2 separate regions of the Homo sapiens genome follow, and region 2 is linked to region 1. A link is a loop called in an ENCODE intact Hi-C map of the cell type or tissue named here. Cell type or tissue: endothelial cell of umbilical vein. All regions are shown on one strand.

Evidence for each region. Hi-C counts contacts between places; a loop is a spot of excess contacts. Peaks named below come from ENCODE experiments on the same cell type or tissue, not always from the same donor. Only the 100,000 strongest peaks of a DNase experiment are listed, where the experiment ranks them.
Region 2: a loop joins it to region 1, with 6 times the contacts of the local background. A loop is called at or near these places in 53 of 110 quality-filtered maps.

What each region holds. Positions count from the first base shown.
Region 1 is chr11:16,609,762-16,617,761 of GRCh38, reverse strand. It overlaps LOC105376571 (a long non-coding RNA gene), which reads right to left and starts at 4,958. Exons shown (of 4, transcript XR_931086.3): 1 at 4,548-4,958; 2 at 3,262-4,047. It also overlaps a transcript of SOX6 not described here. In endothelial cell of umbilical vein, a CTCF peak has its summit at 3,924 (motif pointing right); a DNase peak (open chromatin) is centred at 3,961; H3K27me3 peaks cover 3,627 bases.
Region 2 is chr11:15,816,716-15,824,715 of GRCh38, reverse strand. No RefSeq gene overlaps it. Among named protein-coding and RNA genes, the nearest start is that of LINC02682, 90 kb to the left of the region's middle. In endothelial cell of umbilical vein, a CTCF peak has its summit at 4,865; a DNase peak (open chromatin) is centred at 4,825; H3K27me3 peaks cover 142 bases.

The DNA of each region.
Region 1 (8,000 bases):
TTGCTATCTTTTTCATGCCATTGGAATGCATTGTGAATTTTTGTTTTTAAAAGGCTCGTACTCTATTTCTAAACGGGTAGAAATTGGAAACTTACTGTTCACTGTTTATATCTGCTTTTCAGTTTCTGCTTTTCAAACTTGTATTGAAGTGATGTAGAACTAGGCCTTATCACTGCATATAAAATTAATTGAAATGACATATTGTTGCAGTTTCTATGACAACCATATCATGATGCTGATGCTCTTAAAAATATCTGAAATATGCTAATTCTAGTGAACATAGTTAACACTTATTTGCTTAATATTCAATTTAGTACTAAACTTCATCAACTTTGAAAGTAGGTTGATAACATATTGTGTGCAATTAAAAGAGGTTTTTGTATTGAGCTGTTGAGTTTAGTATTTTCCCCCAAAAGCCTACTATTCTAGAACTTTAAGCGTGAATAAGTGAAGCTTTTCATTTGTTATTATCTTAAACAAACATGAATGAACATGAGGATGATCATTGTTGCAGATTTACGCTATTGTTTTCTTCCTCCCTTCCCCCATTTTAAACATAATATGTTCAAACTCATAGAAAACATTCTGATGAAAGTGTAAAAATTCAACAAAACCCAATGAGCTATTTATATAATAGCAAACATCCAGATACTTGGGAACACTGACTTATTTTTTAGCTTTCATTTGTTTGTTTGAATTTGGGAAGATAACATCTCTATCTTGTATGTATCATTATGATACATGCTAAAGACATAAAACTTAGCAAGTTATAGAATAACTTTGCATAGCAATTATATTAAACACTTTGACTTGAAATACAGTTTCAGTCTTCTTTTAGAACTGATTTAAAATTAAAAGATGTTGTTTGGAACTGGCTTATAAGTATACATCCTATTTTTAAGTAAAGGTTTTTTATAGATATATCATTTGATAAGTCAGAAAACTTATTTTTAGAAATGTATACAATTTGTTGGTTAATAAAAATAACAGGTAATTTCAATAGTATGTGCCAAATAGAATGAAATATCATCTTGTGGAATTATCAAATATTGAACAGGATGCTTCTGCTGGCATATTTAATAAAAATTAATTTTCAGTATATATGCAATAGATTTTGAATTAATATCTATTATAAAAGTAAAAAGATAAATCCACAGTTAACATACTTTTCATTATTTGTTTTGCACATACTAGGCACTCAGTAAATATTTAAGCATGAATAAAATTGTGGAAAACAAGCAAAGTCTCCAATATGATTGTAATGTTAAAAAAAATACGCACACAAAAGAAATCCTGTATTTAGAAATTTAAAAAATAGTATGGGATTCCAAAGAAGATTTTTAAGTAACAAATTTTAAAATTAGAGAATTTAGTCAAATTTAGTTTTAAACACAATGCTAACAAATAATAAAACAAACTGCTGAGGTAAACTATCAAATTTTTAAAGACTAGTAATAAGTTATTGTTTCATATTTATTGGTGGGAAGTTTTACAGCATTACTTTTGTGTTCCTTCTTTGTCTTTTATTAGGTATTGGAAAGGATCTATACTGATTTACCAAATTTTTCTAGGCGGGCTAAAATGTATAATGAATGATATGGTAATCATCTTTGTGAATGGCCAACCTCAGATTTGGGAAGAGGCAAGTGGGTCTATAAATGGAGAAAGGCATGTATGAAGGAATGCGCAAGCTTTAACATTACTTGATGGTGAAAAGATAACACAGTATCTCAGAAGGATATTATCATGAGGGGTACTTTGAATTTTAGTGACTAAAGTTTATTTCTGTGGTTATTATCCTATAACCCTTATATTTTTCCTTTCTGTGTTTTATTGTGATAATCATACTTACTTGTGTAATTATTTAGATAACTTTCAGTTCAAAAAAATTCCAAAATTCTGTGTATCATTGTAAGAGAAACAGTTAGATGATGGATAGAAATTTCACTTTTCATCTGGATGTTTCAGAAGTGTTAGTTTTGGCCGCCTTAAGCAATAAAGCAACGATTACCTTAATAAATAGATATATTTTCAGATAGCACTTCAAAAATATTAGGTCTGGTATTGTTAAAAATATAGCTGACATGTATGTTTTTTGGGAAATTGGTAGGAGTTTACAATGTTCTGGTTTCTATCACATTATTTATGGTGGTTTCATTTCCTTATATTTTGCCATTCAATATTCTGTTTATGGTAAAATGGAGAATATAGACTGAATAGTGACAACTCCTATGTTGTAGAATTTTTGATTAAAAATAATGGAATTGGTCCCTGACTGCACATGTGATTTGTGTTCCAGTTTTGTAGTCACTGGATTTGTTTAATTCCTACCCTGGCTTAGTTTCTGCCAGTTATGTTAAACTTCATGTGTATATTTTTTCCATTTAAGATAAAATGAACTGCCAGGATTATGTATGGCAAAACCAAGAGCGCTCTGAGTTAAGGCTCTCAGGACATTGTACAAGTCTAATGTTCTTGTATGAGGTTGGCCTACCCCACTGCAACTAAGAAATGAGATGATTTGAGGACTATTACATACTTAAGGTTTTCATAGTGGATTAGAATAGCATTACTTAGCACAGGTGTTTCTATAATTGGGATTCCCTGGGAAACTTCAGTACTGTTCTCGGTAACATTCAGCTTTCCACATAAATGGAAGAGCTATCCAATGTTAATTTGATAGGCTGTGGCATGAAACAGGGAGTGGGGTCCGGCTTGGGGGCCTGTTGCTTCTTTTATTGGAGAAGACATTTCTTGTTGTCCATTAGCATCGGGTTGCTGTGGCTATATTTTTAATTTTTAATTTATACCATTATTTATTTATTGTTGACCAAAATACTGAATGGGCACGGCCAAAGTCAGCCAGGGCTGATTTATGCTCATATAAAACAAAATAGTTCCCTAGTGTCCCATTTTCTTGAAATAAATAGAATTCTTCTCAATTTATAAAGTATATTTAAATAATGTCTATGCATCCAAGTAGCAGGGAAATGACTGAGGAACCCATGGGGCACAGTTCACCGAGGAGGACCTACGGTGTGGCCTTGCAGATGTCCCCAAGCCTTGGAGGCAGTGACCAGGAGTAACAAAGAACAACCGCGATAAATTATTTCAGGATTTAGCTAGGAGGTTCTTAAGCCTGGCATTCTTTTAGTGCAAGGCGTGAATATAGGAAGAACGGTGAGCGAAAAAGGCTTCCATAGGGGTAGGAATGGGAAAATAGAAAATCATTGATATAATTAATAATCATTATTATTTTACCTAATCCATTGTTAGACACTCAGAAGGACTGATTTCCTGAGAAATGGGCGACTATAGAGCTGGGAAATGTTCAGCTCTCGCAGCAGGCGGCCGGGCTGCCTGAACGTCCTTCTCTTGCACGCAATTCTCGTCTCGGAGACCTCCGTTTGTGACCTTGGGTCTGGCCGCGTCCCTGAGTCCCTTTGTCTACTGTTCCGAAGGTGGAGAGGAAGCGGGAGATGAGTCCCAGGGAGTACGGAGTCAGCTCTGAGCCGAGGTCACCGCAGAAGGGAGCTCGGTCTTCGGCCAGGACCGGAGCAGTTGGTATGCCTCTTCGAAGCTGCCCCCACCCTCTGCCACTGCCCTGGGAGTTAGTGTTTGGAGTTTCGGAGCCGCAGCCCCTGACTTGGAGCTGCAGACTCTTTGGCCCGAAGCTTTATACTTTGCTGGGAGAGTTCGCCTTCGCTCGATTCCCGGCTATTGGTTTCAGCTAGTTGGAAGTTTTAGCTCTCACTCCTGTCAGCCCGAGTCTCTGAGGGCAGACGGCGCCTAGCGTGGCCCGCCCGCCCGCAGGGCGCCCTCCCTTTGCTTCTCTTTCAGGCGGTCCCGGGAGGTCGCCAAGGCTGCTGGGCCAGTGTCAGCTGGGTTCGTCTCTACAGCCCCTAGCTGGGCGCAGTCTTCCCCTCGACCTCAAGGTGGCGACTTAGGCACGTAAACAAAGCTCGGCCAAGCCTGACCGCCGGCATCCTCGCAGTTCATCCACGGAACAGTCTAGTTTCCCCGATGCTCTGGAGCGGGCTGAATTGACTGTAAAGGGACTTCCGTTTAGATGAGGAGTTCGGCCAGAATTTCAGAATACGCGCGTGTCTGTGTGTGTGCGTGCGTGTGTGTGTGCTCGTGGGTCCGCGCGCGCGCGTGGAGGCAGCGGGAAGTGGTGATGGGGTGGAAACCCTTGGCCGAACCCGTTTGGGACGCCGCGAGCCTCCTCTCCATCACCTGAGCCCTCAGGCCGAGCGACCCAGCGGGCTGGGGCTTCGGAACCACTCTGCACCGAGAGATGTCTCAGAGTGCGCAACTGGCAAGACAGAGGCTCTGGTTGCCGCCGCCAGCGGTAGAAGATTTGCTAATCTCGTTTTAGTGACACCCATAATTTATGAGTGGAGAGACCTGAAAAATAAAGCCCCCGCCGTGTTTGTGCCCTTCTCCAGGGTGCATGCCGGCTGATCTGAGTGGCAGGGGTAGTTGGGGGTGGGGAAGAGAGACACAGACAGTGAAAGAATAAACGTGAGGCAGTCACACAATCTTACCTCCGGGACGAAAGGACACGGTTCCTAGAACTGAGATTTCCATAGCCCGTCTGCATCCCAGCTGTTTTTCCCGTAGGCGCTTTCCTGCCTAACACCGCCTTCTGACTAACTTGGACAAGGCTTGAGCTGCCCCCCTCCTTTTTTCCTCCCTTTTTTTCTTTCCAGACATTCCCTAAACTCAACCCAGGGCAAATCCAGAAGTCGGTACAGTACAGAGCTTCCATTCAATCGTGGGGGGGAAATCCCGTTTACAGTTTCTCTTAGGCAGATGGAAGAAGTAGATGGTTACAGGACTTTGGCAGGGTGCGTGGGGATGGCATGGCGTGTTAGTGTCAGGGAAGCGCGATTTCTCTTAGGTATTGGTGCTGCAGGTAAGGTTCCCAGATTCCAGCTGCCCTTGTGCAGAGCTGCAGTGTCGGTGAGAGTGGAGGGTGATCCGCGTCTCATTAGAGGGGAATGGAGGAGGGTGACGTGGGGGAGAAATGGACCCTGTACAGGCTCCGCAGACACACATTGTCTTAGTTCGTGTCTGTGCCGCTCCACGCTGCCTTTGGGAGCTTTTTGAGCAAGGTAGTATACTCCAGGCTTTTTCTCCTTTTCTTCATCGCCATCCCCCCACTCCCAACCCCGCCCCCCCGCCTCAATGTGTTTAAAAAGAAGTGAGTACCCTTCTAAAATAAGTTAAAAATCTTTCTCTGACTTTCCATTTGAGATGCCAAAAAGATTAAATAAATGAAACTTTATTTACGGATGAGTTTATCCACAGACTCAGCGACTTCTCTGGTCTTTGGCCTTATTTTAATTCTATGGTGGTAATTACCCTTCGTTTCTTTAAGTGTAATAGATTTATTGCCTTAGAGACTATGCACAGTTTGATTGAATTATTCATTTTTTTCTTTGGTGTAGACTGCATCTGGGGACTCTGATGTGACGTGTAGATTTTTTTTTTTTCAGGAACAAAGGGAATGTGGAAATGAAAGAGAGAGGGAGAGAGAGGCTGGCAGATGTAATGAGACGCGGTGAAGGTGTACGCAGACTGGCACTCCCACTCCTCCCTTCTGCTCTCACTGCAGCCCTGGGTAACTCGCAGGCTAACACAAACAGCTTTTCTCCCGCAGCCTGCCCTCTGTCACTGTAAGTACATCAGCCTTCTCTTATCAGCATGCAGATTCCAGCCACGCACTCCCTAGCCTGGCTTTGCACCTTAGACAGCAGAAGCGCATTTAAAAATTAACTTTCCTAAGCTAGGAAAGGCATGTCTGTAAAACTTATTTTTGATTTATCTTTATTTTTCTTTGGAAAAAAGTTCATGCATTTTTACCACTTTTCCCCACCTCCTTTGTGGCGGTGCTCTGCCGCTACTGTCGCTACCGCTGTGATCTTCCTAACAGAAATGACACGCAGATTCAAATGAAATTTAATGTTATTCTCTGTCCACTTAAAGTCGAGGGACAATGCCTTGTCCTTTTGCAGAATGACATCTTAAGGAACGCAGGACATTATTCAGTTTGCTTTTTGCTTTTGTTGCTGAAACACGAGTTCCGACCTCTTTGAGGCAGAGTCCCAAGGGCACTGTTATTTGGTAGTTCAGGTTATTTGGTTACTTCAAACTTAAATGAAGTGCGATGGGCAGCTGAAGTGTTGGTTTATTTGTTATCCCGTTTAAGGAAACCAATTGCTAAAACTTCTCCGTACTGACTTAAAGTTTTCAACTTCTTCCCTTTTGGCTTTTACACTCTCTCATTTATCCTTCGTTTCAGTAAAAGTTCTTCTCAGTGTTTGGGAGCGATTGACAGTTATGCTTGTCCAATTTATACAGTAGCTTTGAAGTCCTTCCTGAAAGAAGTTAGCGACTTCAATATGAAATCATGTAGGTCTGAATTGTCCGCCCGGATGGTGTAAGGAGTCTTTCAAAGCGGGAATTCGAGGTTTTAATAGCCGTTATGATTTTTGCGTGGGTGTTTTAAATACTAACTTCTCGAGCAGAATTAATTGCCTTGTCCTTCCCAAGTTCAGGGGGACCTCTCTCCAGGAACCGTGCGCGCCTTTCCTTTTGCGAGTTCGCGCCTCTTCTCTGGAGGTGCGAGGCCAAAGTTAGCAAAGCCGAATTGCCTTTGCTGGTTGCGGTGCGCAGGGACATTCGGACAACACAGAGGCAGCGACTGCTGCGGGCAGGTAAGTCAGCCCCACCCGCTCGCCCCTCCTTCCCTCCCAGGTTCCCCGGAGCTCAGCGCCCGGGGTTCTTGCGCCGCGTGGGGCTCCAACCCCCAGGGGATGTGAGCTTATGAGTTCCTGGATCTGGCCACCGTGCCTGGGTGCCCTCTGCTCCTCCGGGAACTTCTCCGAGCCCGCAGGCCGGTGCGCACCAGGTAGGTGGAGAGCCCAGCACTTTACTTTAGCAGGCTGCTGCGCTCTCCGCCTCTCCCTCTTCATTGGTATAGCCAGCGCCCGAGGCTTTAGAGGAAACCCTTAGATGGCACCCCCGCCCCCAGGGCCACGTGTCACTCTTACACAGCCAGAAGTGCGGCATCGAGACCCCAAATTTTAGTTTCCTTCCTTTAGGGATGAATATTGTTACTTGCTCCGGGTTCCGCCTTATCAATATACTTTGCTATCAGTTTATTAGATAAAATCTAAAAGGGGTTCCTGCGGCTCCTTTTCGGAAGGTTCATCGCGGCCGGGTATTAGGGCCTTCAGTGGACGCCAGAGATCTTGATAATGTCTCCTTCTTTTCCTTCTTGCCTCCCGCTAGCGGCCTGCATCTGGTCGGCAGGGTCAGTCTTGCCCACCAGAACCCCGATTGCTCTGTGATTTAAAGAGACGGACGCGCTAGTATTTGGAAAGCCAAACTTGTCGCAGCAAATTGGAGGAACCCAGTCGCGCTCCAGCCTTTCCGTCCCTAATGTTTCACCTCTCTAGGTGGCTCTTCCCTGAGGACTTGGTCTTTGAGACTTAATCTACACCTGTCTCCTCTCTGCAGGCATTTAGGACAGGTCCTTCAATGATGACCTCTTTAGGCTTTGGAGAGGTTTTATGGCCCTTGTTGTTGAGTTCCAGGGCAGACAGCTGAGGAGTGCAACGCTCTGGAACAGGCCCAACGACACTCTTACACACACAGGGGAGATCTGACTCCTGTCTGGGCTAGAAACACCAGTCTGAGCTTGCCCCTTGGGCCTTAGAGGTCAAGGGGCCCGCAGGCAGTTCTGGGAGCCCTGGCCTTTAAGAGCTGCCCAGCAAGGTACCAGGGTGTACATCTTATTGGCCTCCAGGCTCTGGCCCCTAGAGACAGAATTTCCAGTCCTGAAAGTCACCATGGCTGGTGGAGACACAAGATTTCTTGCTGGGGACTAACTCCTCCCAAAAACATCAAGTCAGTTTAACTCACAGTCCCCAAGCTACCAGTCTTCAAGCATTGTATTTCCTAGTGGGCCAGGAGCATATGACTATTTCTTC
Region 2 (8,000 bases), 790 kb after region 1:
AGATGGATATATTTGAATGATTAATATATACTACTTTTGTATGTGAAAAATTAAGAAATTAAAGTGTAAAAACTGGGAAAATTTGTACAAATGTCAAATAAGTAATATTATTACTGTGTGAAGATTTGTGAAAATCAATGGATAATAGGGAGAAGATATAAACATACATAAAAAGGGGAAATACATGACTAATAAACATTTGCACAAAGTCTCTGCTATACTAATCAGAGCAATGAAAATTAAAATAGTAAGCAGATGCACAATTTCCCTGGCCACTTCTTTTTCTACCAAAATTAGCAAAGATTAAAAAGAATACCTAGTGCATGTATAGGGACAATGAAACAGCTGCCCTCTTACACAGTGCAAAGGAGTTTATAATGATATACTTGTTTTAGAGAATAATACAGGAATGGGTATCTGGGAATTTGTCATAAGGAAAAAATGCAGAATTTAAAGATGTTTATAAAAGTGCTTATCAAAATGAATAATTAAGAAAAGCCTGTTGTGCCATCACAGAGGAATGTTTAAGTAAACCATGTTTCCTCTGTGAAACATGGAATGCATTCATATATGCAGGAACATGCAGCTTTTAGAATATTTCCAACAATGTGTGGAAATTGTGGCATCATCGTGTTAAATCAAACCTGTGTGTGAAACCTGCATGTGAACCCTATACAAAACAGGCACAGCAGAAAAGACCCATTTAGCATGTGAGCCAAAAAGTTTTCATTTCTTCTGCTTAATGGATCATTCTATATTTTTGTTTTGTTTTTTGCTTTTCTCTTGAACCTAAATAAACATGTATTATTCTTATACACAAAATAAACTTAAAAAAGAAGTGTGGGAATTCATTTGAACTTGAGTGCAGCAAATATGAAGAATTGAAAGAGTAAGGGAAGAACACAAGGAGCAGTGTGCCGGGCCTTGTGGCTGGGTCCCTGACCTCCATCTACTCTTTCCCCATGGTACGTCAGCCTTGCAATTCAGGAGAGACTGATTCTACCCCCAGCTCTGGGGGTTGATTTACACTTTGACAGGTATAAATCAATCAGGGTACTCCCTATTCCTCACTTTGCAAAAGGTTGGTTTTGGTAACCCAGGGTTAGGCCAAAAAGACCCAGTGATTCTCCCAGGGCCCAATAGAGTGAAGTGAAGTTCTTTGAATTGATGCTCATGAAATTCCCTCTCTCCCCTCCAGAATTGAATAGGGAAGAATTTGGCCCTGACTGCTGCTGGTCACCATCTTGAAATATTGAAGGCAAATTTGACCTATGAGCAAAGTCAGCACCGAGAGGAGGGCAGAAGCTGGAGGACTGCAGAGGAACTGGACTGCTCTTTCCCCCACTTTGGGGCTTTTTCATTCAGTGAACAAGTGCATTAAGTTGGTTTGAGTTTTGTTTTATTTTTTAAATAGTATGAATTACAAGAATTCCTGATACAGACGACATCAGAGATTACTTCCCATAGACAGAATACATCAGAAATAGGGGAAGGGAATGTTGGAAAAGTTGAGGACATATGTCTGACTTCACTGTTGGGAGAAAGGAGCCAGAGAAAGAGGCCTAGAAACTAAGATGAGACCTAGAAAAACAATGTAAGGTAGCAGTGGTCCAGGAGGGAAAAGCCCTTTGGAGATGATGAGCAGCACAATACAAACATGGCCTTACCTCGTCTCATCTCATCAGCTGGGTGGTCCTGCTAAATTATATGCAGTGGATGAAGAAACAATGATATCCCTGAAGAGGGATGTTTTTGTCCTCTTTTGACATGCTAGGCACGTTCTAGATCATTTCTGGGAACTGAGACACACTCCACCAGCCATCTAGATACCCACCAAACACATCATACCTTATACATGGTCAGTGGTCCATGCTTTACTGATTGGTATCTCCAACAAAGAGCTACCAGTTAGGGATGAAGGCAGGGGAAGTTTTGCACAATCTAGGTAGTCGCTGGCTTTGGATTTGAAAAAGAAAATCCTCAGCTCAACTAAGCAATTTTCACTTTGAAGTTAAATACAAGTTGCTGACCAGCTTTTGCTGAAGAGTTGGAGTGTATGTGTGCAGGCCCAGATACAAATAATAACAAAACAGTGACTTTGGTATGTAATACTATGGTTTCAAGGAGATCTCTGTGCCTCTGGTAGAACTTCTTACTCTACTCAGTCACCTGAATGGATGCAACTATTCATTCAATCATTTATTCATTTAATAAATGTTTATTTGGGACCAATTATGGGCCATGCATGGTGTTATGGATGGGGGATATAAGAATAAATAAAATAATAAATGAAATATATGTATTTATTTAATCCTCCTTATATGCCACCACCACAGTGAGCACTTGCATTGTATTATCCATTGCATTTCATCAACTGAAACAAACCTATAGCTCAGCACTATTATTTATTCCAGTTTTAACAGATGAGGAAACTGAAGCTTAGTTAGGTCACTTGCCCGAGGTCACACAGTCTCCAAGAAGTGGAACCAGCATTCAAATCAAGAGCTTACATACAGTTAATTAACCCCAATGCCAAGGGGAAGACAGAAGCCCAAATAATGTGTTAAATTCCCAAGGGATCTTGTGGGGGATATATGGCGTAGGGGAAATTGAGACGGTGGTTATTGATTCTGTTAGTAAATGTTTGAAAGAAAAATTGTCATTTGAGCTGGATCTTGTTAAATATGGAGAAAAATAACAGGTTTTGAGAAGGAAGTATATTCATATCAGAGAGAAGAGCTTGAGCAAAAATATGAAGATGAATGACCATGGTGACTGTTCCTGGAGATCCCCCCCACTTTTGGAATATCTGAAGAATCCAGTTCAGCGGGGCAGCAGCAGGGAAAAGGATGATGAGAAAGGCTATATTTGTCAAGCTAAGGAGTTTGAACTTGACCTTGCAGGCAAGGGGAGCCAACTGAGGTTTTCCAGCCTAGAGGCAACATGTCTATATTTGTGTATATGTGTTTTAGAATTATCTTGTAGGCAGCCTGTGTCAGGGGATATTTAAAAGGGAGAGACCAGATGTACAGAAACTTGTTGGGGGATGCCTTTGTAAACTGTAGGCAGAAAAATAAAGAGAACTTGAGCAATCCATTCCCTACCCCATTAGTCATTAGGAAGTAGTCCTAATGAAGTTCTACTTTTCTAGAGTTATGGCTATGGTTGGAAAGGTTATGTAATATTAATAAAGAGAGCTTTGGCATTAGATGCTCCTGTCTTCAAATCCTGGCTCTACCATTTACTAGCAATGTGTGATTAATAAACCTCACTTTTCTCATATATATACTAGTAATAAGACCTAATTCATAAGATATTGGGAGGATTAAGTGTAGTAATTTGTATACAGTGTCTGGCAAAAAAGAAATCAGTAAATAGTAGTTCCCATCCTCACTCCTTCATGCTAAGAAATGAAAAACTGGTGGCCACAGATCACTTATAGGACCTGCCACATACTGACAATTTTCAAGATTCAATAGAAATATTTAGCCTTTGACTCCATAATGTTTTTTAGTCTATTAGTTAAATAAATTGATTGATTAAGTTTAGTAATATTTCTACCACTTTAGCTATATTAGTCAGAATAGACTAAGGTGTGCTGCAGTAACAAATTAACTCTGGAATCTTAATAGCTTAATAACATGAAGGTTTATTTTACAATATCAACATCAGTCATCAGAGGGGGTTTTACTTCACGTAGTCTCTCAGGGATCCAAGCTGACAAAGATCACACTATCTTGTAACTGCACAATCTGAAATGCAAGGTCTCCAAGAGCTCTGCAGAAAAGGAAGAGAGACAGAGAAGGTACACAGGAGTTTAATGGCCTTGAATCAGAAGTGACACCTGTCACTCCCACTCAGGGTCACTTGTTCTAAACTAGATACATGGCGCAAGCCTTGCAAGAAAGCCTGAGAAATATAAGAGTGCCTGGGATATGTGCTGAGCACTATTTACTCTGCTACACTAGCTATAACCTATAAAAATTGTAAAAAATGTAAAAAAGTGTATTTTCCTTTGGTTTAAGTGTCAAGTTATCCTCGACAAATGAATTTGTTCTTCCTCATGTTAGTTCTCATCACAATTCTCTGCTTCAGAGTCACTCATCATGAAAGATCTCCCACACTCCTTTCAGTAAATGACTCTAATAGTAGGAAGTCTGTCTGAGAGACCTTCCAGGTCAAACTTTGTATGGAAGTTCCATATCCTAAATTGGTAAGTGACCCACTAAAGCATACAATTTTGTTTTGACTCTCGCTGCTTTAACAAGAGAGTGACAAGAAAGCTTCTATGAGTGCTAGGCTTGGAGTGGGTTAGAGCACAGATGATTGGCTCATGGAAGATATTACCCCCTATACATGAATTCTGAGGGTGGGTAGCCCTCTTATATTCTAAAACACTAACTTTCCAATTTTGGATCTGACACATGTCATACCAGAATCATGTATGACACATAGAAAATACACATATTTTCACACATCCTTATCTTAGCTGTTCTGAATCTGTGAAAGAGGACCTAGGAATCATTAGCAATGCTTAGTCTTGCTTTGAGATCAGGCCCAGACAAACTTGATTATTAATCTGAATATTATGGTTCATTCATGGGCACAACATCTCTGGGGCTGGGCAGGAATAAGGTGGAAACGTCTATGTGTGATTGCAAAGACTGAGTTTGAGGATTCAGTAAGGAGCAAACCCCTGGATCAAGTGTGACCCTGTGGGTGTGGAGTCAAGCAGGGTTCACCCTCCCTCAGAGGATCATATTGGCCTGTGCCAGAGACTGAGACAAGCCAAACATTGTTCTGCGTGCACCAGCCCTGCCAGCAGCAGGGAAGTGGGCCAGTGCTCTACAGCGGCACCGTGTGGCAGGGAAAAGCTTTGCCAGCAAGATCGGAAGCTGAAGAGCAGACAGCAGCGCTCTTGCTCAGAAGTGATCCCGTAGGCTCCTTTTTGATTGTACAAATCTTCAAGATTCTTGGAAAAATAGAGAGTGGAGTGCTCGAGGGTATGATGCTGGTTGAGTTACCTGTTTAGTTGCTAGAAGCTCTAGACTATTTGAAATGAAGTTTGGAGAAATAAAAGACATATCAAGAGACCCTGCACTAAGAGTTGTGGAAAAGTTTATACTGTTATGTCCAGATGGGAAAGTTGAGGCCCACGTAGAAGACTTTCCTAAGTTAAGACAGTGAAGAGTGGCAGAGATAGCTTCATACCCAAATTTCCTTACTCCTAGTTCAGTGCTCTTTCTGTGGAAACATAAGATGCTCACTGCAAAATCTCAAAGGTCTGGAAAGTCTCAAAATAGAATTCTTTTCCTCTTTTCTTCCCCAGTACCTCAATCATCTTGCTTCTCTTTCTACCTTCCTCCCCTTTGTTTTGTTGCATCTGATTCAAGTAGGCTACCCTGGATCTGGACAGGAATAGAGATGGGAAGGAGAAAGGTAAAGAATATACCAGGGCAATCTAGGGAAGTCTGTAGGGCAAAAGTAAAGCAATGATGTCAAAGGTGCCAAACTGATGTAGAGGAACTCATTTGGTATATCCAAGGCCACTACTCAAGTCTGGCCCCACAGGCTTACTTAAATCATCAGAGTCAATTCTTAGTTCAATACCAATTTTGTTTACACAGTTCATACTTCTCCTTTTCAGACATGGGAGACTATGTACACGGAGTTAGATGTGAATGGCATGCGAAATTATTTCACCCCTATGGGCCTAATTCTGTTATCTATAAAATGGATATACTGTCTCATGAGAGTAAGCAAAACAATATAATAGTTATGCCTCTTACAGGGCCTGACATATAGTAGAAACTTAAATAATCCTTGGTTTCCTTCTCCTTTTTCAGGGTTACCCTTACTGAAGAGAAGCGCTGAAACAGGAAGAATCCAGGAATCAGAAACCCCAGGACTGTAGTTGCACTCTTGCCAGCCCACCTGGGTGCTTGGCGGATGTCTCAGTACTTGAAATAGCTAATTCTGAAAGTCAGATACTATGATAAAGAAACGTGGGAGGAAAAAACCATTGACCTATTTTCCGGAGAAAGGAAATATTCTGCCAAAACAAAGATGTTTCCAGAGAGTGGGTTGGTTTTGATAAATAATTAACTTGGGTTGATTTCATTGTGTCTGGAGGAGTAATTACAACAGCATGTTCACGCCCCTGGAGTTCTGTTGTTGTCACATTTTCCACGATAACATCTTTGAAAAAAATGTGTTCAGAAACTTGGCTATAAAATAGTGCTCTGGTCTACAGAATGCCAGAAAACTTTCACAGTTTATGGGCAGTGTTTTTAATTGCATCAGAAGATGCCCTATTGTTTCCAACTGGCCTCAATTAAACCAAGGTAAATGAAGTTGTATTGCCTTGGGAGGTATTTCATGGCCACCAAAGTAGAACGCCCCTCCTGTTGTCCTGTTGAGAATATTGCTCCACTCAACAGTTACTGAGCATCCTGTCACCTGACAAATGTCTTTCTCTGTGCCAGGTGCTGGGCTGGTTGGGTTGGCTACAGCAGGAGCTTTCTTCTAATGTTGAGCCTACATTCTAACTAAAGAGATGAGACATTATGATGTAGGAGAAAAAGTGATGAACTTAAGATACCGATTCAAATTCAAGCTCTTCCACTTATAAAATCTAAGGGTTTCATTTTCCGCTTTTGTGAATAGATAATTAGATTCGAAGGTAAATAGATTTGAATTCTTAGCCCAACTCTGGAAGCAGTGGCTGCTGTATTGAGTAGCATCATGAGGTCATGTTGATGTTTGGTGAGGAAGAGTATTATGAGAGCACAAGAATGTTTAAATTCTTCTACATGAGACCCTGAGAGGTAGAGATGGGAAGAAGATGGAAGAGGGAGAAGCATGACAGAGGATCCCAAAAGATGGTATGGCAGAAACAATGCTGTGTTCTCATCAAATATAATTTTCCTTTTGGGACCACTTATAGCTACATTTCCCAGCTTCCTCTACAGTTGGATGGGGCCATGTGACCAAGTCTGGCCAATAGAGTTGGGTAGAAATTATGTGTGCCACTTTATGGGTTGGCCCCTGAAACATCCTGTGTGGTTCTCCATACCCAATTCTCCATGCTTGTTTTCTTGTCTCACAGCTGGATGCAGAAGATTCAGAGGTGAACTCCAATATAGAACCACTAGAGAGGAGACTGGATTCCTGGAACACTGCATAAGACTTTCCTCTAAATACCCAACTGGACTGCCACTGGGATTTTGAGGTTGTTTGTTATAATGTTTAGCCTCCTCTGCCTAAAAGACTATGGGAAGCAGAAAATGATACAAAAAGTGGTCAGAGGACACCCCTAATGGTGGAATGGTAAAGGTCATTTTTGGTATGGACATGCCTAAAGTACCTAAGTCCCCTGAGAATTTGCCATAGACTCATGCAAGACGTAAAATGAGATTTTGACTCATTTTTGTCTAGACGCTAAGGGAGCAGAGAGACTCCAGCTGATCTCAGGGTTACTGGGACTGAAGGTCTCAAAACAAACCAGCAATCTCGACGACACTGAAGCATAAACCTCCCTGAGGGCCTTGCCTGACTCTCAGCCTGGCCCCCATTTGCCACCATTCTCTCTGTCTTTCTCTGATTTTTCAAGACCATCCAGACCACAAGAATGCCATGCTCTAGGGAATCTTGCCTGTCAAGAAATTCAGAGGCCCTGCATCCTTTAGTGATGGGGTTAGCGTTTGGCTCCAGATAAGCAAAATAAGATGAGATCTTTGTGGAGCAGGGCAGCCTATCTGTCGTCTTTGGGAATGGACCTGCTTGTGAAACAAAATTGGGTTGTATGAAATTCCTGGGATAGATACTTGTCTATTTTCTTAAACTGCATTTAGAGAAGGTTGAATTGGCCATGATTAACTCCTGATGAATCAGTGCCAATGGACAGTGGAATGGTTTCTGTTGGATCAAGTTTCACTTCAGCTCTCAAAGAATACATATTTTTAGATGTGAATTTCAGATTCAAAGTCTCCTTTTGCTAT